2 separate regions of the Homo sapiens genome follow, and region 2 is linked to region 1. Evidence: read pairs that join two places in POLR2A ChIA-PET (ENCODE). Cell type or tissue: PC-9. All regions are shown on one strand. Links, peaks and the distances in the headings refer to the core of each region. The heading gives the core; the rest is flanking DNA.

Evidence for each region. Peaks named below come from ENCODE experiments on the same cell type or tissue, not always from the same donor. Only the 100,000 strongest peaks of a DNase experiment are listed, where the experiment ranks them.
Region 2: POLR2A ChIA-PET joins it to region 1 with 10 read pairs; 2 of 35 experiments call an interaction of 5 or more read pairs at or near these places.

The regions. Positions count from the first base shown.
Region 1 is chr13:102,700,046-102,715,751 of GRCh38, reverse strand. It overlaps a transcript of METTL21C not described here. Among named protein-coding and RNA genes, the nearest start is that of METTL21C, 13 kb to the right of the region's middle. In PC-9, for the core only: no CTCF peak of the experiment used is centred there; DNase peaks (open chromatin) are centred at 8,091, 10,441 and 11,331; H3K4me3 peaks cover 923 bases; H3K27ac peaks cover 2,668 bases.
Region 2 is chr13:101,250,795-101,266,500 of GRCh38, reverse strand. It overlaps NALCN (sodium leak channel, non-selective), which reads left to right. Exons shown (of 44, transcript NM_052867.4): 11 at 7,927-8,058. Among named protein-coding and RNA genes, the nearest start is that of NALCN, 160 kb to the left of the region's middle. RefSeq lists enhancers at 8,346-8,405, 7,736-8,935. In PC-9, for the core only: a CTCF peak has its summit at 8,036; a DNase peak (open chromatin) is centred at 8,180; H3K4me3 peaks cover 1,357 bases; H3K27ac peaks cover 2,278 bases.

The DNA.
Region 1 (15,706 bases), core at 3,520-11,519:
TCTTTTAATCAAATTGATTCCTCCCTCTCTCCCTTGCTTTCTGATGTTGGCTTATTTAAGAAACCAGACAAGCTGTCCTATAGAATGTCCCATATTTTGATTTCTTTTTTGTTTCCTTGTGGTTTTCACTTCCTTCTTTATCCCTTGTGTTTCCCTAGAGGCTTAGTTAGATTCAGGCTTAACTTTTTTTTTTTTTTTTGGCAAGAATACATTACAGTTGGTGCTGTGTGCTTCATATCACATTACATCAGGAGGCACCAAATGATCAGTTTCCATTTTCAGTGATGCTGAGATTGATCAAAGAATTCAAGTAGTGACAGCCTGACCCCTCCATTCTCCTTCCCCACCAACCCATCACGAAGTAATGTTATCCTCTGGTGATTGCTGTGTGACTCAATTGTTTCACCAGGGGTGGCAAAGTGATGGTTTTCTGATTCTGTCATTCCTTATTCATCTATTAGCTGGAATTCCTCAGTAAATAATAATTTTCTCTCTCCAATTAGAGCTATTTAATTATCCTGAAAGACAAGATGAGTGCTTAATTCATCTCTTTTAATTGTAAATTTTCAGAGTAAGGAATTGGTGCCCTGGTATTTGCAATGGTGTCCAATGAGCTGGAGCTCTCTTTCTCTCATATGTTCAATTTGCTCATTTAATTGAATGAATATATTTTTCTTATTAATGCCCAAATTGTGCACTTTTGGCTATGACTTTATACTTGTTTCTCTTTTGTCATACTGAAAATTTTGGTTATTAATAACATCAGCCTAATTATCTATTTTTATTATCCTACACTATGTAAAAATTTCAAAATACTAGTAATACAGTATACCTGCTTAAAATTAAACTACCCAGTCAACTCTAACATTTACTTGCACTTCTATTTGCCCTTAGAATATATCTCTATAAGCACACATAGTCAAAATATTATGTTCTAAAATCACTTGAAACAACTCTTTTGTCAGTATGTCATACACATTGACTCATTTATTGTTGTTTGAATTTAATTTTTAGTTTTTAAACTTTTTTTCTTTTTGAGACGGAGTCTCACTCTGTCACCCAGGCTGGAGTGCAGTGGCACGATCTCGGCTTGCTGCAAGCTCCGCCTCCCGGGTGCACACTATTCTCCTGCCTCAGCCTCCCAAGTAGCTGGGACTACAGGCGCCCACCACCACACCCGCCTAATTTTTTGTATTTTTAGTAGAGAAGTGGTTTCACCATGCTAGCCAGGATGGTCTCGATCTCCTGACCTTGTGATCCACCCGCCTCTGCCTCCCAAAGTGCTGGGATTACAGGCGTGAGCCACCAAACCTGGCTTAGTTTTTAAACATTTTATTTTTGAATTGTCTCTGAAATCAAAGCTATATAGCAAATGACTCTCAAGAGAGACCTGCTTATATTCCTGTCCCCTTCATTCTACTTCCTCCCTCTCCATAAAAGCAGCTATTTTTATTAGCTTTAATTTTATCTTTCTAGCCTTTCTTTTAACAAATATAAACTGTACCTGCATTCTCCTTGCTTGCTTGCACACTGGGTTGCATACTATATATTTTTTATTTACTTATTTATATTGAGACAGGGTCTCACTCCATCACCCAGGCTGGAGTGCAGTGGCACGATCACAGCTCACTGCAGCCTCGACCTCCCGGGCTCCAGCAATCCTCCCCTCAGTTTTGCAAGTAGCTGGGACCACAGGTGTGCACCACTACGCCCGGCTAATTTTTGTATTTTTGGTAGAGATGGGGTTTTGCCATGTTGTCCAGGCTGGTCTCCAATTCCTAAGCCCAATTGATCCACCTGCCTCAGCCTCCCAAAGTGCTGGGATTATAGGCGTGGCCACTGTGCCCAGCTTGTTGCATACTATATATACTATTTTCAGTGTACTTTCTTCATTTAGCAATATATCCACCATTCACTCCACAGCAGCATGTGGTGGCCCTCCTCTTGCCTCTTTTACTGCTACATGGCATTACATTGGGAAAATGCGTCATAGTTTATGTAACCAGTCCCCTAATTAGATGCATAAATCATTTTATATTTTTGCTAGTGTGCCTTTGGGAAATTGAATTGCTGGGTCAAAGTATAAATGCATATACTTTTTTTGTAGACATTGACAAATTATTCTCCATTTTGCATTGCTACCAGTTTTAGAGTGTCTGTTTCTCCAGTGTCTTATCAATAAAACTTATTGTCAATTTTTGTTACTATGACAGATTAAAGTTGGGTGCGGTGGCTCATGCCTGCAATCCCAGCACTCTGGGAGGCCAAGGCTGGCAGATCACGAGGTCAGGAGTTCAAGACCAGCCTGGCCAACATAGTGACACTCCGTCTTCACTAAAAACACAAAAATTAGCCGGGCGTGGTGGCAGGCACCTGTAATCCCAGTTACTCGAGAGGCTGATGCAAGAGAATCGCTTGAAACTGGAAGGCAGAGGTTGCAGTGAGCCGAGATCACACCACTGCATTCCAGCCTGGGTGAAAGGGCGAAACTCCGTCTTGGAAAAAAAAAAAAAAAACAGATTAAAATGAAATCTCAATGTAATTTGACTTACATTTATTTTACATGCATGCAATTGAGCATTTTTTCATATGTTTAAGGCCATTTTTATTTTTCTTTGAACTCTATATTTTTGTACATTGTTTACTGTAAGTTAATTTGTACTTTTTTTTTTTTTTTTTGAGACTGAGTCTCGTTCTGTCACCCAGGCTGGAGTGCAGTGGTGCGATCTGGGCTCACTGCAACCTCCACCTCCTGGGTTCACGCCATTCTCCTGCCTCAGCCTCCCGAGTAGCTGGGACTACAGGCACCCGCCACCACGCCTGGCTAATTTTTTGTATTTTTAGTAGAGACGGGGTTTCACCGTGTTAGCCAGGATGGTCTTGATGTACATTTTTTAAACAACTTTTCAGAGACTGATATGGTTTGGCTCTGTGTCCCCACCCAAATCTCACCTTGAACAGAGATCTAGCCCTTTATCAGAGACTTAAATTGCAAATATCTTTTCCTAGTTTGTTAATTTATCTTGTGATCTTGCATCTGAATTTTTTTTAGATGGAATCTCACTCTGTCACCCAGGCAGGAGTGCGGTGGCACGATCTTGGCTCACTGCAATCTCCACCTCCTGGGTTTAAGCCATTCTTCTGTCTCAGACTGCTGAGTAGCCGGGATTACAGGTGTGTGCCACCACACCCGGCTAATTTTTGTATTTTGAGTAGAGATGGGGTTTCACCGTGTTGGCCAGGCTGGTCTTGAACTCCTGACCTCAGGTGATCCACCCTCCTCGGCCTCCCAAAGTGCTGCAATTACAGGCGTGAGCCACTGCACCCAGCCTTGCATCTGAATTTTTTGTCATACAGTATTATTTAAATTTTATGTGGTCAAATTTATACCTGTTTTTGAGACAGAGTCTTGCTCCATTACCTAGACTGGAGTGCAGTGGGGTAAATCATAGCTCACTGCAACTTCAAACTCCTCGGCTCAAGCAATCCTCTTGTGTCAGCCTCCTGAGTAGCTGGGACTATGGGTGCATGCCACCACTCCTGGCTAATTTTATAATTTTTAGTAGAGATAAGGTCTTGCCATGTTGCCCAGGCTGGTCTCCAGCTTCTGGGCTCAGTGGATTCTCCTGCCTTGGTCTCCAAAAGTGTTCGGATTACAGGTGTAAGCCACCATGCTCAGCCAAAATTTGTACATCTTTTAGACATTGGTTTTGGATTTTTAATGATGGTTTAAAAAGTTTTCTTAATTCTCAAGTCATAAAGAAATTAACACATGCCTTCTAGTACTTATAGCTACATTATTTACATTTAGATTTCATCCATTTGGAATTTATTCCTGTGTATTTTTTCCCACATAGCTCAATATTATTTATGAAATAATTCAAAACTTCCCCATGACTTGAGATAATACCTTCACTATTTATTAAACTTCCATAACCATATATGTCTGTTTCCAGTTGTGCTATTCAAATGCGAACTTTGGCCTGTTTTTCTATCACATATCAATACCATGAAGCTTTGAATATAGAAGTTTTATAATGTTTTAAATAACTGATGGGATTAGCCTCCCACATTGCGCTTTTTCCAAAATTTTCTTTGATAGTCTTGTTTATTAATTTTACTTATTTATTCATTTATTTTTTGAGACAGAGTCTCGTTCTGTCGTCTAGGATGGAGTGCAGTGGCATGATCCTGGCTCACTGCAGGCTCTGCCTCCCAGGCTCAAGCGATTCTCCTGCCTCAGCCTCCCAAGTGTCTGGGGTTATAGGCGTGCACCACCACGCCCAGCTAATTTTTGTATTTTCAGTAGGGACAAGGTTTAGCCATGTTGGCCAGGCTGATCTTGAACTCCTGACTTCAAGTGATCCACCTGCCTTGGCCTCCCAAAGTGCTGGGATTATAAACATGAGCCACCTTGCCTAGCCTATTAATTTTTTTTAAAATACAAACCCTATAATCTAGCTCCAGAGGGCAAAATCAGCGTTTTTAATGGAATTGCATCAAATTTATATAGTAAGGGGGAAATTACATCTTAAGGAATTAAGTCCTCCTATCAAGAACGTATTATGTTTTTCCAATTGTTTAAGTCAACTTTGTGTCTTTTATTAGTGTGGCCTATAATGGCATTTCAGTCAATAATGAGCCACGTACATGACCAAACTACCTGGCTAAGGAGTGTGGACCAGGAATACGGTCAGAAATCTTTTAAATCAAGTTTTTAGGAGGCTGCTCCAATGATCAACAACATCAGATGCCTGTGGGTGGTAAGGAGAGAAAGGGCCATCAAGTAGCTATTTGCTGGTGGTTCACAGAGCTGAAAATATGGCAAAGATTATCTTCAAGGGCCACAATGATGTGGCCAGAGTTGGTTAATGGAACTAGAACAATAACACCACCACCTGAAAAGGTGTCAAGAGTAGCAGGGCACCACCATAGTCCCATGAAGGGCCCAAAGGTCAGGCTGTGGGCGGCAGCAGGGAAAGCATCCCTGCCACGAGGCCACACCATTGTGAGACAAGTAGGTCAACTTGTGGCAGGAGCTCCAGTGGGAGCCCCCGCATCATAAACATGGAGTCCTGCACGTTGTGCCATCCACAGTGGTGGGTGCGTTCCCACATCCAGCACAGCGATGGGTCCAGAGAGCAACGTGGCCATCTGCTTAGTGCAGGCTCCACCGGCAGCTTGGCTCTAATCGGTCTCATCAGAGAAGGGGCCTTGATCATTTCCATCTATGTGAGTGACCCAGATGTTTCTCTCAGCAGTCACGATTTGTTTCCACAGTTTGTGACCTGCAAACGGGATGCTGTTCATCTGGAATCTGTAGTTTTCCAAGTGGCTGACCAAATGCTTAGCCGTTGACAACAGCCCAAGAATGACTAAAAATAGGGCAAGTTGCATCAAGGGCAGTCTTGGCCAGACCTGCAAGAACAGCCATGCATTCTGCCTTCTGAGCAGACAGCTCACATCTGTTTTTGGATCTGTGTAGTCACAGCAGCTCAGGGGACACCACTGGGGTTCAGCTTGGAAAAACCATCAGTGACCCAGGCCCATGCATTTAGGGGAACCTCTGTAAAGTGAGGGCCCCATGGAGCCACAGCTTCGCCTCAGGTGGTGAATAGGAGATAAAATTTCCCTCAGAGGGCTTGTGCCCACTGTTTTGTGTACAGCCGAGATGCTGCTGGGGCCAGGCTGTCCAAATTCCATTTTCCAGCCTAGGCTTGTTGGACCCTTCTCACCATGTTAGCGATTGAGTCTGAGTTTAAACAGACCAGAGAGTCACAAGGCCTTTATAGGTCAGGTGTGCAGTTTCAATTAGAGGACAAGACCAAGCTGATAGCTGATTTTCAGAAGGAGTATGCCTGGTAGTCACAACAGGGAAGTGACAAGTTCAACACTTCTGGGCATGTGTTTGGGTGGAGGGTGTCTCCCATTGCCAGGGACCCCATTTGGCATAATCATTGGTCACCATGACCTGAAGCTCAAAGGAACCAGGAGTGTGTGAATCTCCAAGGGTGCTAGCATGTCTCTACATGTGGCTTTTCCCAATCAGAATCATCCCCTCTGGCACTTGCAGGACAGAGAGTACAGGCATATCAGTTCCTATCATACCTCTAGATGTAGAAGAAGCTACAGCAGCTATACTGATTAATTTTATACCTTACAAGAAAAATATAAATTTTATATTCCTATTGAAAGGACCCTTTGTATCTATTTCTGCTTGGGTCCAATCAGGAGAAAGAAACCAGACAGTAATTTAAACAGGGAAAGTTGAATATAAAAGAATTAGGTATAACAAGGGATTGGAATAATGAGGCATTGACTAGTAAAACAAGAACCCTAAAAAGTGTGGAAATAACAAATATAAGCAGCAGCCTCTATGCTTAAGTCTGAGATAGAAGTTGCCTGTCCCCTCAAAAGGGCTGAGATCCAGAGCCTATTGAGAGGATGTGGCCATGGCTCACTGGATTGTGGAGAAGTCCCTGTGGTGCTGTGCTAGTCACATTAGTCAGAAATCTGCCCCAGACGGTTCTGGGAAAGCTGCTTGTAGGGAAGGGCTGAGCTACGAAACTACTCAAGGATGCTGGTAGGGAGGTGAGTTGCTGCTGCTGGGTGCTGCTGGCTGCCATGCCTTGCAGAGGCTGAGAACTAGAGAGGTTATGAGCTCTGCAGGAGCTGGGTCCTGGGGAAACCATGTGCTCTAAAGGAGCTGGACACTGGGGAAGCTGCCAGTCTGCAGGAGCACACCTGAACCAAGGGGCAAAACCCTCTCCTTCTGTCTAGTCTACTGACAAAGTTTAGCATTGTTCCAGCTGGCAAAGTATTGAAAGGGCCCACATCTGTTTGCATAGAGCAGGCAAAAAAGGGTGAATTTGGAGCTGAAAGGTGGTAAGTGCATGACTGACACAGTGTATCTGTTGGAAGGGACCTCTACTTGTATCTATATCTTTAAAAAATAACTGGAAGCAAATAGGAGAAAATATTAAGTTAAAATTCTATGTGGTGGGAATTTTGGTATTTATTATATTAGTTTTATAACTTTCTATATGTTTTAAATTTAGCGAAGAAAAATCTTGGTGAGAAAAAGTGATCGGTATATAGCAGTTCAATCTTTTCTAAAGGAGTGAGTATAAGAGTATTAAGCATCTCTCTACTTAAAAAGAAACTGATCTGCATGAATTTTTAAAACTTGTGTGACCTAAATTCTGTTGAAGAAATAAAAAGAAGTTGTTCCCAGTGTTCATTCGTACATTCATTCATTCTTTAAACATTTAATGAGCATTTTTTCCATGCCAGTAACCAGACCAGGTACAAGGTCTCAACCCTCATGTTCCTTACAGTCCAGTGGGTAGGAGGCAGAGGCAGATTCTCAGATAATTAAAGTGGACCTGATGCAGGTGATGCCTAGTTGTGAGGCAGGAAATAGTAAGAATTATCTAGGTAAAGAGAGGCAGGAAATATTTTCCAGAGAACAAAATAAATGTCTGGGAAGGAAAACGTCTAGCCCAGCTTGTCACTTATAAAATAATTAAACCAAGAGAATGGAAAATGTTATACTCTAAATAAGGAATGTCTGTAGAGATGAGCTCTATTTTAAATAAAATGATTAGTAAGTTTGATGGAGTCAAAGTTTTTATAAATGATCTATGAACCTACAGCTCCTATTTTGCCAGGAAAGCTAAAAAAAGAGGTTCTATTTGGGCCTCAGTCCGTTTCCTGGCTATCTTCTAATGTTGATGGTTTTAAGTGGTTGGGATAACTTGGCATGCATTTCAGACTAGAATCAACACATTCTGGGACAGGTGACATAGACAGCTTTCATGAGATGAGCCTTTTATCACATTCATCTTCTCTAAAGTGAGAGGAGTGTGACATTTCCTTGCTCTCTTCTATTCATCCTGGGCTTCTTAAAGAGATACTGCAAGATAAACTTGAGGTTTTCTATGCACGTGTAACTGAGTATTTCTGATTTTATTGTCTCTGTATTAAGGCATGCTGCAATTCTTTCTTTTGGGAGAAATCCCTGTGTTATTATTCCAGTATCTAGAGTGATTCATATGTCTGGAATGACAAGACGATCCCATATTGAAGCCACTGATAATGCCATCGTTATTGCTGTGCTGGGAAGAGATCCAAGACTAGTAACTAAATCAGCTGATCTTCAATGTGTGTAAAGCACTTAAGCTACCCTGCAATTCAGGGTTTCCACTTGCACAGACTTGACGATTGAATTCTGATTTCCACTCAGGGTTTTCTATTAACATTGTGAGAAAGGATTAGTAAAATATTGACTTATGGAATTTTGTTCTGGGAGAACTAAAACAGAAGCTAACCTGTTATTGCAAATAAAGTCTCTTAACTAAAACGTTGAATCTTGAATATCGTTGCTATTTACTTTTATTATGTGTGCAGTTATTTAAAAGACGTCTTTAGAGTAGTTTTAGGCTCACAGCAAAATTAAGCAGAAAACACAGAGAATTCCCATACACCCCATATGCCACTCATCTCTCCCCAGCCTCCCCCTCTATCAGTATCTCACACCAGAGCGGTACATTTGTCACAATTGATCAACCTACATGGACACTTATCACCCAAAGTCTATAGTTTACATTAGGGTTCACTCTTAATGCACATTAAGACAAATGTATGACATGTACTCACCATTATCCTCTCATATGGAGTAGTTACACCACCCTCAAAGTCCTCTGGGCTCTACCTATTCATCCCCCTCAACCCCACCTCCTGGAAACCACTGATCCTTTTACTGTCTCCATTGTTTTGCACTCCCCAGAGTGCCATATAGTTGGAATCATACAGCATGCAGCCTTTCCAGACTAGCTTTTTTCACTTAGTAATATGTATTTAAGATTCCTCCATGTCTCTCCATGGCTTGGTCATTTCTTTTTAGTGCTGAATAATAATCCATTGCCTGGATGTTCTACAGTTTACTTATCCATTCACCTATTGAAAGACATCAGGGTTTCTTCGAAGTTTTGGCAATTACAAATAAAGTTGCTTTGGAACCAACCCAAATGCCCATCAGTGATAGACTGGATAAAGAAAATGTGGCACGTATACACCATAGAATACTATGCAGCCATAAAAGGAATGAGATGAGATCATGTTCTTTTCAGGGAACATGGATGAAGCTGGAAACCATCATTCTAAGCAAACTAACACAGGAACAGAAAACCAAACACTGCCTGTTCTCACTCATAAGTGGGAGCTGAACAATGAGGACACATGGACACGGGGAGGCAAACAATACACACCAGGGCCTGTCAGGGGTGGGGGACTAGGGAGACCAGGACAAATACCTAATGCATGTGGGGTTTAAAACCTAGATGACTGGTTGATGGGTGCAGCAAACCACCATGGCACATATATATCTAGGTAACAAACATGCACATTCTGCACATGTATCCTGGAACTTAAAGTAAAATAAAAAAAATTTTAAAATAAAGTTACTATAAATATCCATGTGCAGGGTTTTTGTGGACATAAACTTAGGGTTCCATAAGTTTTCAGCTCATTTAGGTAAGTATCAAAAACCTTGTTTGCTGGATTGTATAATAAGAGTACGTTTATTTAGTTTGGTAAGAAACCACTGAGCTGGGTCGGGCGCAGTGGCTCTCGCCTGTAATCCCAGCACTTTGGGAGGCCGAGGAGGGTGGATCACAAGGTCAGGAGATTGAGACCATCCTGGCCAACATGGTGAAACCCCGTCTCTACTAAAAACACCAAAAATTAGCCAGGTGTGGTGGTGGGCACCTGTAATCCCAGCTACTCAGGAGGCTGAGACAGGAGAATCGCTTGAACCCGGGAGGTGGAGGTTGCAGTGAGTTGAGATCACACCATTGCACTCCAGCCTGGGCAACAAGAGCAAAACTCTGTCTCAAAAAAAAAAAAAAAGAAGAAATCGCCAAACTGTCTTCCAAAGTTGCTATAACCATTTTTGCATTCTCACCAGCAATGAAAGAGACTTCCTATTGCTTTGTATCCTCACCAGCATTTGGTATTGTCAGTGTTCTGGCTTTTGGCCATTCTAATAGGTATATAGTGGTGTCTTGTTTTAATTTGCATTTTCCTGATGACATATGATGTTGAGCATCTTTTCATCTGCTTATTTGCCATCTGTGTATCTTGTTTGGGGAGGTTTCTGTTCAGATCTTTTGTCCATTTTTGATTGAGTTATTCATTTGCTTATCGTTGGGTTTTAAGAGGTTTTTTTTGCATATTTTGGATAAAAATCCTTTATCAGATATGTCTTTTGCAAATATATTCTCCCAGTCTGTGATGTGTCTTATTCTCTTGGTGGTGTCTTTTGCAGAGCAGAAGTTTAAGCTTTAATGAAGTCCAGGATATCAATGTTTTCTTTCATGGCTGGTTTGTTTTTATTTGACTCATTGTTTTCCTTCTCACTGCCCTTGATGACTAATAGGGACCTCTCCTCCACTTTCTGTGCCCCAGTATTCATTATGCCATTTCTATGGATCCTACACAATTGCCATGGGCATCAAATGAGATGGTGTTTATAGATGGGGTTTTTAAACTGAAAAGCAGCAGTACACCTATCAGGTGACATTACTAGTCTATTGACAGTACACACACACACACACACACACACACACACACACCACATGCACATATATATCCACATGCTTTTATTTCTTTCTTCTTTGGCCAGTGGATTGTATTCATTATACCAATTAAAAAGAGACCATCATTCTTTTTTTTAAAAAAAAAGGAAAAATGTAATAAAGAGACCAATTTTTAGTCAGGTGCAGTAGTCACATCTATAATCCCAAAGACTTGGGAGGTTGAGGCGGAAGAATCATTTCAGCCCAGGAGATCAAGGCTGCAATGAGCCATGATTGCGCCACTGCAAACCAGGCTGGGCAACAGCGCAAGCAAAATCCCAACCTGTTAAAAAGAGAGAAGACAGAGAGAGACCATTTTTTTTTTTTTTTTTGTATTACAGTTGACAATAGCATTTGAAATCTAAGAGATAAGAAGCTGTAAATGTCATCTTTCATTCCAGAGCTTTTAGAAGGTTACCTTTCTCTGTCTCAGGGAGAAGTGTATCTATTTCAGTGCCCTCTGTCTCTGGAAGGGACAAAAATTCTTGCATGACCCAGGTTCCTCATGCCACTTCTTGATCTAGCTGTGCACTTCCTTGTGAAATCTAGTTTTAGCAAGAAGCTTGCTAAGTCAGTTTAGCCAGAACCCTTGATATCTGATCATCTTCCATCTTCCTCATCTTCAGGGTAAGATTCCTCATCCTCCACCATCCCCTAGGTGATGTCTCATACCCCGACCTGTCTTCAGCAAGAATCCTGTTAGGTCGGTTTAGCCAGAATCCTCCTTACCCAGATGTTACCTCATAGTAATTTTCTATCCACTGACCCCCTCCCTGCTCCTTGACTATAAGTTCTTACTTGCCCCTGCTGTGGTAGAACTTGACCCTGTCAACTTGAAATAATCGAAAGAATTAGAACCTAGCTTGAAAGAAGTTATTTAAGCTTTGAAAAGCTGAGAATATCCATCTGGGAAACACAGACTCCAGAGAAATGAGGTGAGCGCTCTGACGTTAAAAATTAAGCTTTTGCTTATATAGGCAGAAAACAGAGAAGTTTAGTTGGATTGTAACATTTTCTATACAAAGCTGGTTTATGAGTTACGGCAATTTAAATGGTGACAGTTTGTTTGCTGCTTGTTTTCATTTTCTTTCCAATTTAAAACAGTATATTTAGTATTGCATCTTAAGACAATGTGATAGCCATAAAGTCTTTGTGTGAGAAAGGTAGGGAGAAAGTTAATCTATAATGAAGATCCACAGTGAATAGGGAAGAGGTCTTCCCTGAGGCCCTTAAGTCATTTACATTTAATAGAACAATGTAGGGAAGGAAGAAGTTTAATCTCTAATCAGAGAAACACAGGTTTCAGTTGCCTGGGTTATGTCTGCCTGCTTGCCTGACTCAGGCCCCATAATCACATTCCTTTAAGGGTCAAAATAATTTAAAGTTCCAACAGCTTAGATTTTGAATTATATATTTTCACAAGCCCCATCTCCCCCACCACAAAACCTCACTGCCGTGGTTCCTCCACCAACCCTGATGATCCTGAATAACATCTGCTTCACTGTGCTGTAACGAGCGTCGCTGAATAATGTTTCCTTTAACAGAAGCGCCAAGAACTATCTTTGCGATTTTGCAAGATTTTCCCAGTTTACATTCATCTCCTGCTTCAGGGTTTTCTTTCCATTTATTTTGACAAAACTAAATGAAACTGGCAGTTAACTTTAACTGAGTAATGAAAGACAACAAAAAGCAAACAGAGCTGGAGACAGAGAGAGAAAAAGAACACCAATGAATTAACTGTGGCAGCACCTTGAGATTTGATGTTTTCTGGCCTGCAGGCCTGGCTACGGGGCACCTAGAACCCTCAGGGCTAGAAGTTCCAGCTGCCCATTGACTAAGCTCTAGGAAAGGAGAGGAAGGAGCAGAAGAGAGCAGGGAGGGGAAAGGAGAAGGGCAGCACGTGAAGCTCTAAAAGCTTCTGATTTATTTTGCTGAAGATCTAGTCATCAGCTATAGAAAGAAAGGTGTCATTGGTAAATGTCATAACCAGGTGGTTTATGATAGCTCATGTTACCTCTATCCCACTGCAATGAGAGTATTTATTTGAAGCTGTCTCTCCATCAATTACAGGGAAAGATCTTGAGAAAAAGACAGTTTCATGTAACATCTTTCAATATATTTTATTCCATGGTACTTTGGAATTATTGTTATATAGCAAATGGCATATTTTAAAAATTACCCTTTCTAAATTTTTGTTGTTCGTATATAAGAATGCTGTTTTTGGGGTTGGTTGCAGTGGCTCACGGCTGTAATCCTAGCACTTTGGGAGGCCGAGGTGGGTGGATCACCTGAGGTCAGGAGTTCGAGGCCAGGCTGGCTAACATGGTGAAACCCTGTCTCTACTAAAAATACAAAAATTAGCCTGGCATGTTGGCACATGCCTGTAATCCCAGCTACTTGGGAGGCTGAGGCAGGAGAATCACTTGAACCCAGGAAGCGGAGGTTGCTGCAGTGAGTGGAGATTGCGCCATTGCACTCCAGCCTGGGCAACAAGAGCGAGACTCCGTCTCAAAAAAAAAAAAAAATCCTGTTTTTGTACAGGATCTTACACGCAGTTGATAAACTCCTTCATTAGTTCCAAATAGTTTGTCTATAGAATTTATTGCATATTCTATATGGAAAATCATGTCATCTACAAACATGAAACTTCGTTTATTCCTTTCCAATTGTTACAGCTCTTATTTCATTTCCTTGCTTTTATCATACTGTCCAGACTTCTACACAATGCTAAATAGGAACAGTGACAGTGGATATTGTTGTCTTTTTCCTGTCTTTGTAATTTTCCTCCATTTAATGTGTGTATTATGTATAAATAATGAATATATTTAATGTGGGCTTTCAGTGGACACATGTTGTCAGGTTTATGAAGTCTCTCTCTCTCTTTCTGTCTCTCTCTCTCTCTCTCTACATATATATATATGTATATATATACACACACACTTTTTTTTTTTGAGGCAGAGTCTTGCTCTGTCACCTAGACTGGAATGCAAGGGCACGATCTCAGCTCACTACAACCTCCACTTCCCAGGTTCAAGTGATTCTCCAGCCTCAGCCTCCAGAGGAGCTGGGACTACAGGCACCCGCCACCACACCAGACTAATTTTTGTATTGTTAGTAGAGACGAGTTTCACCATGTTGTTTAGGCTGGTCTCAAACTCCTGATCTCAAGTGATTTGCCCGCCTCAGCCTCCCAAAGTGCTGGAATCATAGCATGAGCCACTGGGCCCTGCCGAAGTCCCCTAATATTTATGTTGGTTTTAAAAGACCATGAATGATGTTGACTTGTACCAAACTTTTTTATATATCTTTCAAGATGATCATATAGTTTTTCTTCTTTAGTCTGTTAAAGGGAGGAATTACACACAAATTCCCCTTTTATCAGCTCCCACTAATATTGCAGCATGTGCCTTGTACTTTTCTTCATGCTCGTAGAATAATCATTTGACAAGAGTATGCACACAGCCACACATGCATGCACACACACGCACATACACACACACACACACAATCAGGCTAGACTAGAAGTATGTGTGATAACAAACCTCCAGCATCTCAGTGGTTTGTCCCCTAAACGTTTGTCTTGGTCATATAAGATTTGCACGCAAGGGGCAGTGGTTGTCCGTGAGAAGGTGCAGCTATGGAGGCAGCTTCCTTGAATGGCTTCATTATTTCTCCACCCAAATACTTTGCTTTTTACTAGAGAATGGGGTAGAAGCAGATTGGAGAAGTTCCCAGAGGCATTTCCTTCCAGAACCTGGTGGAGTTGGTATGTGAAAGGTGCTATGTCTCTCAGAGACGAAGGAAACAGAACCCCAGAGCTGAAGAGGCGCATCTAGGCCACTTATTTGGAAAGGGGGAGGGCTCAGCTTCCAAGGAACAGGCTCTCTGTTGCTTTTCACCTGGATAGATATTTAAATAATTCAGAGTATTTCCCCCCAAACCTTGACAGCATGGCCTCATGGGAGAACGTCTCTCCAATGGAGTCCATTCCTTCCCCTAGAACAGGGGAAGGAATGAAAGGAATTCCGCGTTGTGGCACATCCCAGAATAGTTCCATCAGGTAAACACATTCTTTCCTAATAGAAATCTGTTGGGAAAAAATGATCTTTCTGAACAGTGGTCAACTGCTGTTGCTAAAATCGGAGCATGATTAGTGACAACTAAGTCCCCTCTCAAAAGTGTCATGTCCAAGCAGCGGACGGCGCTATGGAAAGAACGGACAGCGTTGGAGGCATCTGCTCCTGGCTGGGAGTCGTAGGGTGTCAGAGTCATGGGGCAGCCTCTCCTGCTGCTTCCCAGGCCTCACAGTAAAACAGGAACCGAGGCATCCTTGCCCCTCCTCAGCTTCAAAGCTGAATCACTGTGAAGATATGGTGTTTCCACACTGATACATTTATTTCACTTCATTTATCTGAGGATTAAAGTGAGCTGCAGAAAGGTATCATTTATTAAAGTGGAAAATAGAATAAATGTCGTTGCCAGAGTATCCCTTATTTCAAGCACATTTTCAGTGTCAGACTTTCTCATCCAAACTTGTTTCCCAAGCACAGCGTTCCTCCGTGTAATTAATATCACATGCTTATAGCTCAGCTGCAAAGCATTCTTGGCTATTTTGATAACATGAAACCTGGCAGTTACCCGTTGTGATTTACACATAGTTGCAGTTGGAGATTTTTCTAAAATTACAATAAAATTTCTTTGAGGGGAAATCTGTTTTAAGGACTGGATTGGGGAAAGAAAATAAAAAATAGAAGCGAACAACTAAGTATGTCTATTCTCCAAAGTGCATATAAGTCTATCAAGGCAACACACTGGCCTTTGATCAGAGCCACTTTACAAGGCAGGTGATTTATGGACAGCCAGGCCATCCCCTGCAGTGAAGCCTGGGGCTCGAATGCTTAGGGACAGGCATGTGCTATTTTTAAAATAAAAAGACTATAACTTCACTGCTGTTTCCAAACCTATTGGATTATTTTACTGCTATGCTTTATTTCCTTCTTCACTGGTAATGTTGGTCATCTAAGATGAAACAGAAGTAATATTTTCCATGTTCGCAAGTCTGACAAATT
Region 2 (15,706 bases), core at 4,347-12,346, 1.5 Mb after region 1:
CCTCTGAGACCACTATTTTGTCTCTTTGCCTACAGTCTTCAGAATCTTTAAGTTACTGTTTCATAGGAAAAATTATTGGAGAAATTTAATAGAAAGAGCTTTTATGAAGTACTTAAGCATTTATACCACAAAAAAAGATAAGATAGCTTTAGATCATTTTGAAAGTTTATAAATGTTCACGGTCCATTTCAAGATTACTAATCTCTTCCACCTGATTTCTTATGTTACACCTTCAGGCCTTCCCTGTAAGCAACTGACTGCATCTCTACTTTCAAATCCTTAGAGTGCTTTCCAAGACTGAAATAATGAGAGTTACAGAGCACACGGTGTCCACTGCAGGCTAGACTCTACACTGAAGTCTCATTTATTTTCGTTTTACAGCCAAAAGATGTAGATGTCATCATACTCATTTCCTCTGTGAGAAAACTGAGTCACAGAAAGGTGAAATCCAGCACAGAGACAAGATTTAAACTCAGTTCATCCTGTCTTCAAAATTGATATTCCATTAAACCATGGCAATCTTAAATCTTTCTGTGAAAAACAGATTGTCTTCAGCTTTCAGATTTAGGGTTCATGTACTTATACCTTCTATCCAACCACAAATACTTGGTGAGGAAGCTGCTGTCACTCTTTTTTAATATATAGAGCAATGTTGACTGATGAATTTTGACTGTCTGATACAAGGCAAGAGACTACCTGGTTTGGGCTCACAATGTCTAAGATGTTTCTATCTCTGTGGGCCTAGAAATCTACTTAGACTTTCTGAGCCTGTTTCTCCATATGTAAAAGGGGATGCAAAAGTATCTACCTCACAGAGTTGTTGAGGATTAAAGATGTTATTACATGAGCAAGCAACATCTTTGGAATGAATCTTGGCACAAACCAAGCACTCCAGAAAACAGTAGCTCTTATTTCAATAATCCATCCTGTTGGTGTCCATTTTAATTGCGTGAGAAGCCCTCCCCGTGTTTGGCTTAGACTTCCACAGTCTCCTGGGAGGTTTGCTTTCATGGCAGGACTCAGAATCAATGCGGGAAAAAGTGACCTTTCTTGTTGTTCTGCTTGAGGTTGGACTCAGTCCCATTGTTCCAGACTCATTGTCTCATTACACTTTTGGACACAAAGCAAGATGAAAGCGTTGGTTGCTGTTATGAGTTTTATATCTGTAGTTGTCAAAGTTACAGAGACCCCACGTTGGCAAGTCACCTTGTGTGGAACCCTATGGTCAGGTACCATTTTGTAGCCCTGGGCACTTTTATACAATCATGTTTCATAGAAGGTGATTTGAGCTGGTATACAAGACAGTTTGAGCTGGTGTCTGTCAAAATCGTTGACAATGCTGTGTTAGTTTCCTGTTGCTGCTGTAACAAATAACCACAAATTCAGTGACTTAAAACCACACACATGTATTCTCTTAGAACTCTGCAGTTAGAAGTCCAAAATGGACTTCCTTAGGCTAAACACAAGGTATCAACAAGGCTGCATTGCTTTGGGAGACTCTGGAGAAGAAATGGCTTCCTTGCTTTTTTCACATCCTGGAGGCCACCTGCATTTGCATTTCTTAACTTTATGAGAGTCTGTAATGATGTCTTTATAATGCCTCCAAATGGTTGCAAAACTAACACATGCTTTTGTTTTTATGAAGCCAAACAGATTTAGTTGATTTTTGACCATGGAGTTGGGGTATGGGGACAAGGTTGGCAGCCATTTTTATGTTAGTGTAGTCCAACATATTACATTCCAGCCAGCATCTGTGGTATTCTATTCTAGTCATTATAGACTTTTAGAATCATGAAACTGTGAAGTTGCAAATAATCTTATAGGTCACCCAGTGCAGCCTGCTATTAAGGAGTATCCCCTACAACAGTGCTTCTCAAAATTCAACATGCTCACGAATCACCTGGGAACCGTGTTAAAGATACAGATTCTGATTCAGTAGGCCTGGGATGGGGCCTGAGATCCTGCATTCTTAATAATTGCTTCCAGGTTGCTGCTGGTCCAGGGACCACACTTTGAGTAACAATGCTCATTCCTGACAGATAATGCTGCCTTGGGGATTAATCTAGTATAGACTCTTTGTATTTTGAAAATTCCAGCTGTCATATACACAGATAAGTAATTTTTGGATCAAAGCCAAACTAAAAACATATCCAAAACTCCTCTGCTTTTAAAAAATGTAAACCAAAATGACATTGCAATTAAAGGAAACTTTAAAAAATCAAATGTGTATGTGGAGTCTGAAGGACCTTATATTAAAATATATAAATAAAAAAGAATATGCACACACATATGTGAATCCACATATGTATGTACTCACATACACATATACTAGAGATGTATGTGTTCATCTGTCTACATAGATAGGTAGAGGGATAGATCATGCATCCATATTAAATAATGCAATTGTGAAGACCTCAAGTCATATAATATTTTGTGGTACTGACTCAGCTTTAACATTTTCCTTTATATTAATTTTTATTAGAAAATAAAAAATTGAAAAGTATAAATTTGGACTTTCCTGTAGATACAAGGATGAATCTAAATGTAATGTCATCAGCCTTTTTACATTAAAGAAACTGATAGCCAGTTTCAAGCACTGGCTGAAGTGAATTGAGTTGAAGTGGGCCATGCCACTAGCTCTAACTTTAAAGCTGGAGTTACTGATTTTAATATTTAAATGTAGGTACTGCACATATTTATCACCTTAATTCTTATTTAATATTTGAAAGTTACTGCTTTGGAGAAAGTCAGCTAAGCAATGGTGATTATAGTGTATCAAAATCCATTGTAAGTGATTATTTTAATAACTCTGAACCAACAGGGACATGTAGACATTCAGACAAAAAACAACCTAATTATAATGACAGCACCAAAGTGAAGCTGTGACAGTTACAAAACCAATTTAAAAGTTTCCTGACAGCCATGGCTAAAAGCTTTGTTTGGATCTTTCAGTAATAACAGTTTACTTAAGACATAAATCCACAGCTAAGGAAAATAGAAAAAGAAAGTTGTGGCTTTTCTGCCATGCAGATGAAATGGAAATCAGCAGAAATATTTCTAATAGAACATTATGCTGAAAGGAGTATAGAAAAGGAATAATAGTAATGGAATTTAACTCTCACAATGCAAGAAAGACTAAATAACAATAAAAATTTTAATGAGCATAGAAATGTGCCAGATGATTTGCCTATCTGTGTTATGAAGGTCAGTCATTTCTGCAAGTAAATTGATGTGCATATAAACATGTTGATTGGCAGCTCTGGAATTTGATTTTTGTATTACCTGTAAAATAAAGTCAAAGGGAAACGGATATGCATCAATAGCCACGGTGACAGGAAGCCTTAATAAAAGTCTACTTTCCCGATGTCACTGGCATGTCTCAAATTATTAGATCCTTATCAATGTTACTTACCTCACTAGACTATGGGCTGAGTCTGATATGCAACATAATTAATTCTTCAACCTCGGGTAATTAATTTCTCATTCCCGAACAGAAAAATGCTTGATTCACAAAATTGCATTCCTTTTTTCTGTAAACCTTTGTAGAATATTTGTAAGTGTAATCACTGTTCTAAGCCCTTTACATATATTGACTCATTTAAAATTAATAACAAGTCTTTGGAGTAGGTACTATTTTCTCCACTTTATCAATGAGAAAACAGAGGTTTAAGTAACTCCCCTGGGGCCACAGTGCCAGTAAGTGGTGGAGTTACGGCTCCAGGCAGTTTGGCCCAGAGCACCTGATGTAGGATAAGGAAGACCCCATGAAACACATACATAGAGTCATGGAGACATTGGCAGTGCTCAGAAGAGGCAGTTCTTGTTCTCTTACCCCATTTTAGTAATAACAGTTTGCTTAAGACATAAATCCACAGCTAAGGAAAATAGCTCTTTGAGCTGCAAGGACTAAAGGATTCTCAGGTCAGACCAGACAGTAAGGGCATGTGTTAATAAATACCCAGAAGAAATGAAACCTCAGAAAGAGGATGTGTGGTGGCGCTAGTCCCTGGGCAGATGTGGCTCAGTGGTGTGTTGTTTGTGCTCAGTTCCTTTCCATAGGTCTGCTTCTCTCTCCTCTTTCTGCTGCCCAGGGCCTTCAGCCTCCACTCTCTCCATTTAAGTATTCTCTACCCCACAGTGGGCAGCGGGCCCCAGAATGGACTTTAAATAGACTAGGGTAAAATGACTTAGTCTCTCTGAACTGTGTGAAATGTGAGTAATATATCTCACCATATAGAGCTATGGTGGATATTAAAGTAGATAAAACAAATAACATTTGAATAATGTGGATTATGACCAAGTCGGATTTATCCCTGGGATACAAGGATGATTCAACATATGCAAATAAATGAATGTGATACATCCTATCAACAGAATGAAGGATAAAAGCTATATGATCATTTCAATTCATGCTAAAAAAGCATTTGGCAAAATTCAACATCTCTTCATGGTAAAACCCCTCAGCAAAACTGGGGATAGAAGGAACATACATCAACATAATAAAAGCTATATATGACAGACCCACAGCTAGTATCATACTGAATGGGGAAAATCTGAAAAGCCTTTCCTCTAATACCTGCAACATGACAAGGATGCCCACTATCACCTCTGTTATTCAACATAGTACTGGAAGTCCCAGCTAGAAAAATAGGACAAGAGAAAGATTAAAGGGCATCCAAATTGGAACGGAAGAAGTCAAATTATCCTTGTTTGCAGATGATATGATCTTATATTTGGAAAAACCTAAAGACTCCACAAGGAAACTATAAGAACTGATGAACAAACCTAGTAATGTTGCAGGATACAAAATCAACATACAAAAATTAGTAGCATTTCTATAAGCCAACAGCAAACAGTGTGAAAAAGAAATCAAGAAAGTAATCCCATTTACGGTAGCTACAAATAAAATAAAATTCCTTGCAATTAACCAAAAAATTGAAGGATCTCCATAATGAACACTATCAAACAGTGATGAAAGAAATCGAAGAGGACACCAAAAATGGAAAAATATTCCATATTCATGGATTGGAAGAATCAATATTGTTAAAATGTTCATACTACCCAAAGCAGTCTACAGATGCAATTGAATCCTTATCAAAATACCAATGATATTCTTCACAGAAATAGAAAAAAATTCTAAAATTATATGAAACCACAGAAGAGCCAAATCTATCCTAAACAAATTGAACAAAGCTGGGGGAATCACATTACCTGACTTCAATTTATAATTCAAAGCTACAGTAATCAAAACGCCGTGGTACTGCCATAAAAACAGACACATAGACCAACGAAACAGAATAGAGAACCCAGAAGGAAATCCACACACCTACAGTGAACTCATTTTTAACAAAGGTGCCAAGAACATACACTGGGGAAAAGAGAGTTCCTTCAATAAATGGTCCTGGACATCCATATGCAGAAGAATGAAACTAACCCCTATCTCTGTAAGGTACAAAAATCACATCAAAATGGATTAAAGACTTAAAGCTATGACCTCAAACTATGAAATTACTACAAGAAAACACTGGGGAAAATCTCCAGGACATTGGACTGGGCAAAGATTTTATGAGCAATACCCCCATAAGCACCGGCAACCAAAGCAAAAATGGACAAATGGGATTACATCAAGTTACAAAGCTTCTGCACAGCAAAAGATACAATTAACAAAGTGAAGAGACAACACACAGAATTAGAGAAAATATTTGCAAACTACCCCTCTGACAAAGGATTAATAACCAGAATATATAAGGACCTGAAACAACTCTATAGGAAAAATCTAATAATCTGATCAAAAAATGGGCAAAAGATTTGAATAGACATTTCTCAAAAGAAGACATACAAATGACACAAACAGGCATATGAAAAGGTGTTCAACATCATTGATCATCAGAGAAATGCAAATGAAAACTACAATGAGACATCATATCACCCCAGTTAAAATGGTTTATATTCAAAAGTCAGGCAATAATAAATGCTGGTGAGGATGCGAAGAAAAGGGAACCCTTCTACACTGTTGGTGGGAAGGTAAATTAGTACAATCACTATGGAGAACAGTTTGAACATTCCTCAAAAAACTAAAAATTGAGCTGCTGTAATTTAGCAATCCCACTGCTGGGCATATACCCAAAAGAAAGGAAATAAGTATATCTAAGAGAAATCTTCACTCCCATGTTTGCTGCAGCACTGTTTGCAATAAGATTTGGAAGCAACCTAAGTGTCCATCAACAGACGAATAGATAAAGAAAATACAGTACATATGCGTAATGGAGCACTATTCAACCATAGTAAAGAACAAGATCCAGTCATTTGTAACAACATGGATGGAACTGGAGATCATTATGTTAAGCGAAATAAGCCAGGCACAGAAAGACAAACATCACATGTTCTCACTTATTTGTGGGATCACAAAATCAAGATAATCAAACTCATGGACATAGAGAGTAGAGATTGGTTGCCAGAGGCTGAGATGGGTACTGGGGGGACGGGGGGAGGCAGGGATGGTTAATGGGAACAAAAAAAATAGAAAGAATAGATAAGACCTACTATTTGCTAGCATAATACAGTGACTGCAGTCAATAATAATAACTGTACATTTTAAAATAACTTAAAGAGTGTAACATAATCATTTGTAACTCAAAGGATACCCCATTCTCCATGATATGCTTATTCCCCATTGCATGCCTGTATCAAAACATCTTGTGTACTCCATAAATATATATGTGTATATATATATATTTATGTGTGTGTGTATATATATATATATATATACACTTACTATGTACCCACAAATATTTTTAATGTGAATAATATGGCCTGGAACATAGTAACCGTTTAATACATGATAACCTTTATAATAATACTCATTATGGCCAGGCATGGTGGCTCATGCCTGTAATCCCAACACTTTGGGAGGCCGAGGCGGGCGGATCATGAGGTCAGAAGATCGAGACCATCCTGGCTAACGTGGTGAAACCCTGTCTCTACTAAAAATACAAAAAAATTAGCCAGACGTGGTGGCGGGCGCCTGTAGTCCCAGCTACTCGGGAGGCTGAAGCCGGAGAATGACGTGAATCCAGGAAGCAGAGCTTGCAGTGAGCCAAGATCACGCCACTGCACTCTAGCCTGGGCGAGAGAGCGAGACTCTTTCTCAAAATAATAATAATAATAATAAATAATACTCATTATTTTTTAATGTTTAATTATCTTTATCTTAATGTAGGCAGTAGACTTGGACCAGACTTGGGTTCCAGTATTGAGTCCATCTTCAATCCCTGTTTGACAGTGGGAAAGTTACTTAACCTCTTTGAGCCTCAGTTTCCTTATTAGAATAGGTTCCTAGGGCTGTTATGAGTTAATTTATGTAAAGCACCTAGAAAAACTCCAGGTAGAGAGCAAGTATGATGTACATGTCACTTACTAGAAGTTGTAGTAAAATTTTCAACAAATATTTATGGAAGTAATAAGTAAAAAATAAATCTCAGGTTTCTCTTACTTTTCCAGTTGTATAATAATCATCTCTAAAATATTTTCATCTGCAGTATTCTCCCTAAACACAGAATAAAGAAATACTTGTTTTGTGTTACTAGCTTTTTAAAAGCCATTTATCCATACAGTCAGAATTAAGGATAAATACTACCCAACCAACCAATTAAAAATTAAGATGCAAGCCATACACAAATGATATATGTTTTCCATTTTTAGTCAAAAGTCTCTGAAACCATCTTCCTAGTCACTGTTTAGCTGCCTGAAAGAAAGGTTCCCTTGCCTGCCCAGTTCAGCAGTGTGGGACATGGATGGCTTTATCTTGGAAGCCCTGTTTTGCATAGCAGCACATCACAAAGGTGCTGTCAGCCAAGGACTAAGTCAATTACACTTAATCATGAGGTTTATTTCTTTGTTAAGAGTCTGTCTGTTTCGCCCCCTCAGAAAATGATGCGGTCATCCGTTTTCCACATGTTCATCCTGAGCATGGTGACCGTGGACGTGATCGTGGCGGCTAGCAACTACTACAAAGGAGAAAACTTCAGGAGGCAGTACGACGAGTTCTACCTGGCGGAGGTAAGCAGCTCTCCACCGTGCAGATCGCTGGGCAAGGAGCAGGTGAACCGCGGACAGTGCCTCTTAGAGATGCAAAAGTGAAGTGTAGCCTGTTCATTACTTGACTTTCACCAAAGCTGAATCATTGTCTGCTTCTTAAGTGGTTCCTCTGGTCACAGTGTGGCCTGATTCATTTCCTGTCACCGCGGGCCTGAGTCATCTTCCTCACAGTATGTCACGTTGCCAGGGTAACCCTTTTCCCCTGGGTCTTACTCTAGAATCTTGCTGTTTTCCTATCCACCTCTTATTATCTCTCCCTTTCTCAGCGTACATTAGTTTGTTTCCTACTAAGTACAAGCAGGCACAGATTCAGAAGATCATAAATAAGCTGGTCAGCTCAGCAATACGTAGAAGAGGGCTGGAAGGACATATAGAGAGATGGTAATGATAAATTACTCCTCTAGAAACGGGTGTTACAACCTACATTAAAGACACCAATTAAAGGTAGGTTTCATGATTAAATAAGCATCTCCCTAGCACTCTACATATCATATTACAGTTTTGGAATAGTACTTCCTATTGATAAGGTAATTTTGTTAATACCTGATTCTTAAAATATTTTAATTTTTATTTCTTTCAATAAGCATTTTGCATTTATATTAAAGCATTTTAATAATTTTCCAAGATCTTTGTTTTTTTAATGTAAAAACTTACCTAAAATATATCTCAGAATTCAATGGTTACATATTTACAAAAAAATTGATTGACAACGTAGAAACCCATTCATTGTGTGAGTGAGGTATACATACACAGTTGTACAACGCTTCAATAAATCCAACCTATGAAAAAGTAAACTGAAAAGACAGAAAAAAGTCACAATTTTATTATTTTTACCAAAGCATTTTTCACATAAAAAAAATCAATTTGCCATATAATTAAGTGTTATTACATTCCTAGAATTCTCTCAGTACATTTAAAAATTGATTTGGTTAATAAAAATTTAGTCTACCCACGCACAAGCTTTTCTGAAAAAGAATTGATTGCATGTACCTAACGAGCATAGACATCTACGTGGATATCAAGAAACTTTTAAGTAGTCGCTTCTGAATTCTCCTCTTCATGGAAGTATGTCTCCTGAAACAAAATACCGTTAATACAAAACTTTTACTGGGCTACAGTCTCTGTGATGCAACATTTGCCCAATGGCCACCTGGTATATGGAGCTTACAATCTAGCAAAAAAAAAAAAAAAAAACAATAAACAATAAGAGTTTTGTGCTATGGAGAACTAATGACAGGGGCTGATGAAGAAATTATATCCAGCCCAGCCTCTGAAAAATAGGTATAATTTTGCTGAAAATCCAGCACACGATGAATGGATTGTCAATAAAAGCAGAGAGAAGGTCGGGTATGGTGGCTTACGCCCGTAATCCCAGAACTTTGGGAGGCCAAGGCGGGTGGATCACGAGGTCAGGAGTTCGAGACAAGCCTGGCCAACATGGTGAAACCCCATCTATACTAAAAATACAAAAAATTAGCTGGGTGTAGTGTCGGGCACCTGTAATCCCAGCTACTCTGGAGGCTGAGGCAGGAGAATCACTTGAACCTGGGAGGCGGAGGTTGCAGTGAGCCAAGAGCGCACCACTGAATTCCAGCCAGGGTGACAGAGTGAGACTCCATCTCAAAAAAAAAAAAAAAAGCAGAAAGAAGCCTAGACTGATACTAATATTTGCAGGTAAATTTCTAACACAGGGAAAGAACAATGAAGGAAGCCTCATCAAGTTATTTCTGTTTTTCCCAGGAAGTAGGAAGCAAGGTCTGCATCCAGCCAGATGATGAGACAGTGAAGTGGGAAGTTGGCAAAGAAAGGGGAGAGGGAAGAGGTGCCTGGGGTTAGGCAAAAAATTAACAATACAGCAAATGCAACATTAAAGATCCATTTAGGACTATGGATTTACAGTGATACCAATTCAGATAGCTCTGCGACTTTTTAGCCCTGTATAAGAAGAGGGAAAAGCAACATTTAAATCAATCCACCTTTAGGGATTTTTTTCAGGTTAGGGGAACTGAGAAACAAGGGGAAAAGATGGATTGCTGGCAAAGGAGTTGAAATGATGACCCTGTGGTTTCTGTTGGATGTGGAAATGGGAGGAGAATGGAGGAGTGAAGGTGAAGGATCAATGGTCTCTATATGGTTAAAGGACGGGTACCACCAAAGTGATGGAATAATAGAACCAGAAGAGGTTATGATCAGAGAGTGGAGTCCAGGATTTTACAATTCCAGGGTAATTCTAAGTAATGAAATATAAAATCTAGGGTGTCACGTGAATGTGGGTGGCTTAAACATATTGATGGAGTCAAGGCAGAAATGGAAACGACTGTTGAAGCTAAGGCGCTGGCTGAGTCTTCACATGGACATTGAAGTCACTCAGAGTGAGGCCAGTTCTTGGAGAGAAGAGTGGAGTCAGGGAGCAAAGTCACGGGGAATGAGCGAGTGACTGATGAACAGATTGACAGAAGGACAGAAGACAGCTACAGGGAGAGTGGGTGACAGCATGGTTTAACCTCATGGAATACGTTGCAAAGGAGTATCAAGGAGTAATGGATGGGCACCTCTTCCTCGTCTACATGTTCTACTAGAAAGGGCTGGAAAGGGCTGCAGGGGTAACTCATGTATTTGAGAGAGAATCAGTTGAGGCACAGACAGAAAGTAGATTCTGGGAACAGAGATTGATAATGTAGAGGACATTATTTAACGTAGGAGAGACTCAAAGATTAGTTCAAGGCTCTGAGGAGGGAGAAGTGGGAAGATCGATGAGACAGAAGAATGATACAAGAGTAATAGCATCAGTAGGTAAAGATTTGCTGGCAAAAATGCCAGGAAACAAAAGCAGAAATGACCACAAGAGATTACAGTTATGCTTATCTCTCTGGGAGGAGGAATCTGCATCTGCTCCTGAGGGAATCTTGACATTAGAGATTACAGTAACATTGCTTTTGTGATCTAGCACAGGGTGGGCAGGTGGTCACACTAAATCAGTCCTGGAGCATAAGTGAATAGGCCCTCCACACTGGCAACAGCAGGGAAGGGAATTCTTTAGTAAATTTTACCTAACTTTTTCATGTACAGAATTGATCCTTTCCTAATGTGTTTATGTATGGTAGATGATTTATCCTCATACCTTAAGAAATTCCAACAAAATGTCAAATAATTGAATGTTGTAGAGTTGACTGGTTACTATTTAAGTGTATTGTAGAGTCCAGGGGTAGTTGGTAAATCCTTGTCTTTTTTCTTTTTTATATAATATTAAAAATAAAAACAACCTCAACAACAGACAGACAGGATTGGATGGTGGAATTCAGTATATATTATGTGTCCAATAATTGTTGTCCCCTGACAATAATAATAAGAAAGGGTGTGGGAGGAAACTTTGAGAGGTGGTGGATATGTCAATGGCATTGATGGTAATGGTTTCACAGGGGTACACTTATTCCCAAGTTCATCACATTGGTACATTACATGAATGCAGCTTTTAACATGTCATTCATTCTTTTTTTTTTTTTTTTTTTTTTTGAGACAGAGTCTCGCTCTGTCGCCCAGGCTGGAGTGCAGTGGCGGGATCTCGGCTCACTGCAAGCTCCGCCTCCCGGGTTCACGCCATTCTCCTGCCTCAGCCTCCCAAGTAGCTGGGACTACAGGCGCCCGCCACTACGCCCGGCTAATTTTTTGTATTTTTAGTAGAGACGGGGTTTCACCGTTTTAGCCGGGATGGTCTCGATCTCCTGACCTCGTGATCCGCCCGCCTCGGCCTCCCAAAGTGCTGGGATTACAGGCGTGAGCCACCGCGCCCGGCCACATGTCATTCATTCTTAACAAAGCGGCAAATCAGTTAACCAGCTAAAAACTAACTTGAAATCCTGGAAAAATAAATAAATAAATAAACTAGGTAGTGGTGATTTTGTTGACTTAAACAACCAGATAGACCCCATCAGTGTACTCTTGAACTACTTAAGCATTCTGAATTTGTTCCACTCTAGGTTTTGGGGTTTTTTTGTTGTTGTTTTTGTCTCCTTTTTTTTTTTTTTTTTTTTTTGAGACAGTCCCACTCTGTTGCTCAGGCTAGAGTGCAGTGGCACCATCTCGGCTCCCTGCAACCTCTGCCTCCCAAGTTCCAGTGGTTCTCTTGCCTTAGCATCCCAAGAAGCTGGGATAACAGGCACACCCAGCTAATTTTTGTATTTCTAGTAGAGATGGGGTTTCGCCATGTTAGCCAGGCTGGTCTCAAACTCCTGGGCTCGAGCGATCCATCCATCTTGACCTCCCAGAGTGCTGGAATTACAGGCGTGAGCCATCACTCCTGGCCGTTCCACTCTGTTTTTGATTTTGTGTGTTTGACTTTCCCCAAGTATGTTTCGTTTTTATTCAGATTACATTGCCATTTCTCTTTGTATCAGAAACTTATACATGAGACAAAGTGATTTGTTTCAAATGAATGTGAAAAAGTCACTTTAATTAAACTTACTTTTTCATAATATATTCTATTTTTATAAAGTTTATAAAGATGTCTTGAGTTTAGGCCAGGGTTTGGCAAACTCTTTCTTGCAGACCCAGATAGTAAACATTTTGCCTTTTGTAGACCACCCTCTCTCTGTCTCAACTACTCAACTCTGAAATTGTACAAAAGTGAGTGTGTCTCAGAATGGTTGTTTTCCAATAAAACTTTATTTACAAAAATGGATCTTGGTTTAAGCTATAGAAACAGAGAGCAATGTCAAATAATTGAATATTGGATTATATTCAATTATTTAAAATACAAATAAATAATAACATTTTGTGTTAAAGTCAAATATTTTAATACTGACAACAATAAAGCTATGATTTTTGGGGGGCCCATTATGTTCTAAGTGCTTTAAAAGAATTCATTGTCTCATTTAATTCTCAAAATAGTTATAATAACAGCAATTCAAGTTTATAGACTATAATGATGCAGTATGTAAGGCAATAGCATTATGTAATATTTTGAAAAGTTTATTTTAAAAATGGATCACAACAGGTCATGAGCTTTTAAAGAAGTTATTTTTTAAGTTCCCACATATTCCAGAATAAATTATTTAGAAAATCTAAAATAAAGCACTTTACCCATTAAGAGCCAACTCACAGTCTAAAAATCACCCTTTAAGAATAAATTAAGATACTTAGCTTCTGTTGTGAAGCTGGGGACTTGTTTTGTTACTTTGGATTAATTAACCTACATTTAGAATTAGTTAAGAAACAGGAAACAGTTTACCTCTTTTGTAGCCTATGCATAAACAGAAAAAGGTAAAGTTTATTTTCCTCTGTAAGAATTTTAACTTTTCATTGTGATCTAAGAGAATATATTATTATTGCACATTAAATCATATGTTATAATGAACATGATTACATTTTAAAATATATATTATTTTCTTAAGAAATAAAATATAAGCAATATTTTTCTTATTATTATATGAATGTATTTGTATCCATTAGACTGTACATTTAACAAAATTTATCAGCACAGCACAGGAGATTAAAAGCTTTATCTTCTTTTATCTCAATTCTTCTTTTGAGAAACTCACAAACAGATGGGAGAGATACAACAAGGAAGGCAACGGACCTACAGAGAGGCCCAAAGTTAGCTCTGTGTCACCCCCTAGCATTATCCCCAGCTATGTTCTCTGATTTCCTCTAGACCTATCTGAATGGGGAGCTCAATCCTCTTCCACCTCCTGGTGTTAAGTATTAATGAGGACAGTCATGTTTTCCAATGAAGCCAGAGGGGAGAAAGAAGTCCTAGGACTCTGTGCTACATACCCCACAGTAAATTAACTAGAACTCCTCTTACCCTCAACTCTGTCTATCCCTCCTACCCAGCCTACTCCCATATCTCCCCAACTTGTCATCAGCCAGGCAGGCTCTTCCCCTGCTACTCATGCACAGCAATTCCACTCCACCCCCAGACTTGCATCTTCACTTGCTTTTTGTTCAGCAAAACAAAAAGCTCTGCTATTAAGAGGATCTAGATTCCTCAGAAAAGAAAGTATCATCTATTACTTAAGCCCTCTTAGTCCCCCACAGGAAATATTTATTTTAAATACATTCAGAGTTTCTCTGCAAAGATTTCACATGGATATAAAATTTTTCATCTCATTTCAATTATAAAGTCAGAGAACAGAGAGGAAGAAGGGCCTAGTATCCTTTCTTACATGGCAGTTGTGCTTGGTGATGGGGAATCAGAGGTAAATAAAGTAAATAAGATATGGCCATCGATGTGTGACTCTAAGGACCTCTTTCTACTCTTAGAAGCTATAGTTCTGTGAGATTATCTGGTGTAATCTTGAGTGAGGTGTATACCTAAAATTTGTGGCAATAACATGATTTATCAAAGAAATTTTAGTGACTCTACAAGAAGAAATTAAGAACAATTTCCAAGTCAGTGTTTGTCTCAACACATCATATCCATATGAGCAGTTTTAGTTATTAAATCCGTGTTTCCAATAGATCTAAAAATCATTCTCTATTGTGGTAGACTAAATATGTATTAAGTTGTCTTGTCGGAGGGAATGAGTCATAAACTGCCAAGGTGCTAGTTCGCTGAGAGAAGTTACAGCTTGAGAGAATGTTGTTTCTAAAACAGATTATTGATGAAGCAAAACGTGCTGAGACTAAATTAATTTTACACAAATAAGATTTGGGCAGGATTAGACTTATTTATGTCAGATACCTATGATGTCAGAAGCAACCATTAGCCTTTGTGTATTAATATGATTATTTTGCAGGATTCTTTTTCTATGGTTATTTTTCCTTCTTTTTGAAATTTCTATCCTTTGAAAATCTGTGACTTTCTTTTATTTCCTTCTTAATTAGAAAGTATTTCATAAATTCAACACATAGAGAAAATATTATAACCAATATTTGTGTGTCCGTCACCCAGATTTTTAAAAAATTAATAGTTTTTCATGTTTGGGTCAGGTTTTTCAATCAGAAATAAAACATCATTAGTAGAGTAGAAGATCCCTGTGTACCACTTCTTGATCTCCTCCTTCTCCCTAATCCACAGAGAACTATATTCATCATATCAATGCATGCTTTATAATAGTATGAAGTATTAAGGTGCCACTTTTTCAATCCTCATTATATTTGGGAAATTGATTCATGTCGATTGAAGCATGAATTTATTTGTTCTGCATGTAAGGGCAATGGGTATTTCAATTGCTTCCAACTTTTTGCTGTTGAAAACAATACTTCAGTAAACATTGTCATTAGAATTTCTGTGCCACATTTGGGAGAGCTCTTTCTAAATATATACCTAGACTTAAAATTGTGAATTTGTCAGATATGCTCACTTTCAACTTTGCTAAATATTGTTAAATTGAACTTCAAAGTGCTTGTGTCAATTTACATTCCTACCAGGATATATGAGCAGCTCTACTTCATACTACTTTTTTTTGTTCAGGATTTTTAAGTTTCTTACAATCTCATATAATCATTATAGTCTTAATATACATTTTCTTGGTTACCATAGAGATTTGACCTTTTTTTCGTATTCTGTCAGCCCTGAATTTCCTCTTCTATAATTTTGCCTGTTTAATCTGTACCCTAATTGATTTTTCAGTTATCTAGTAGTATGCAGTGCAGACATCTCCCAGCC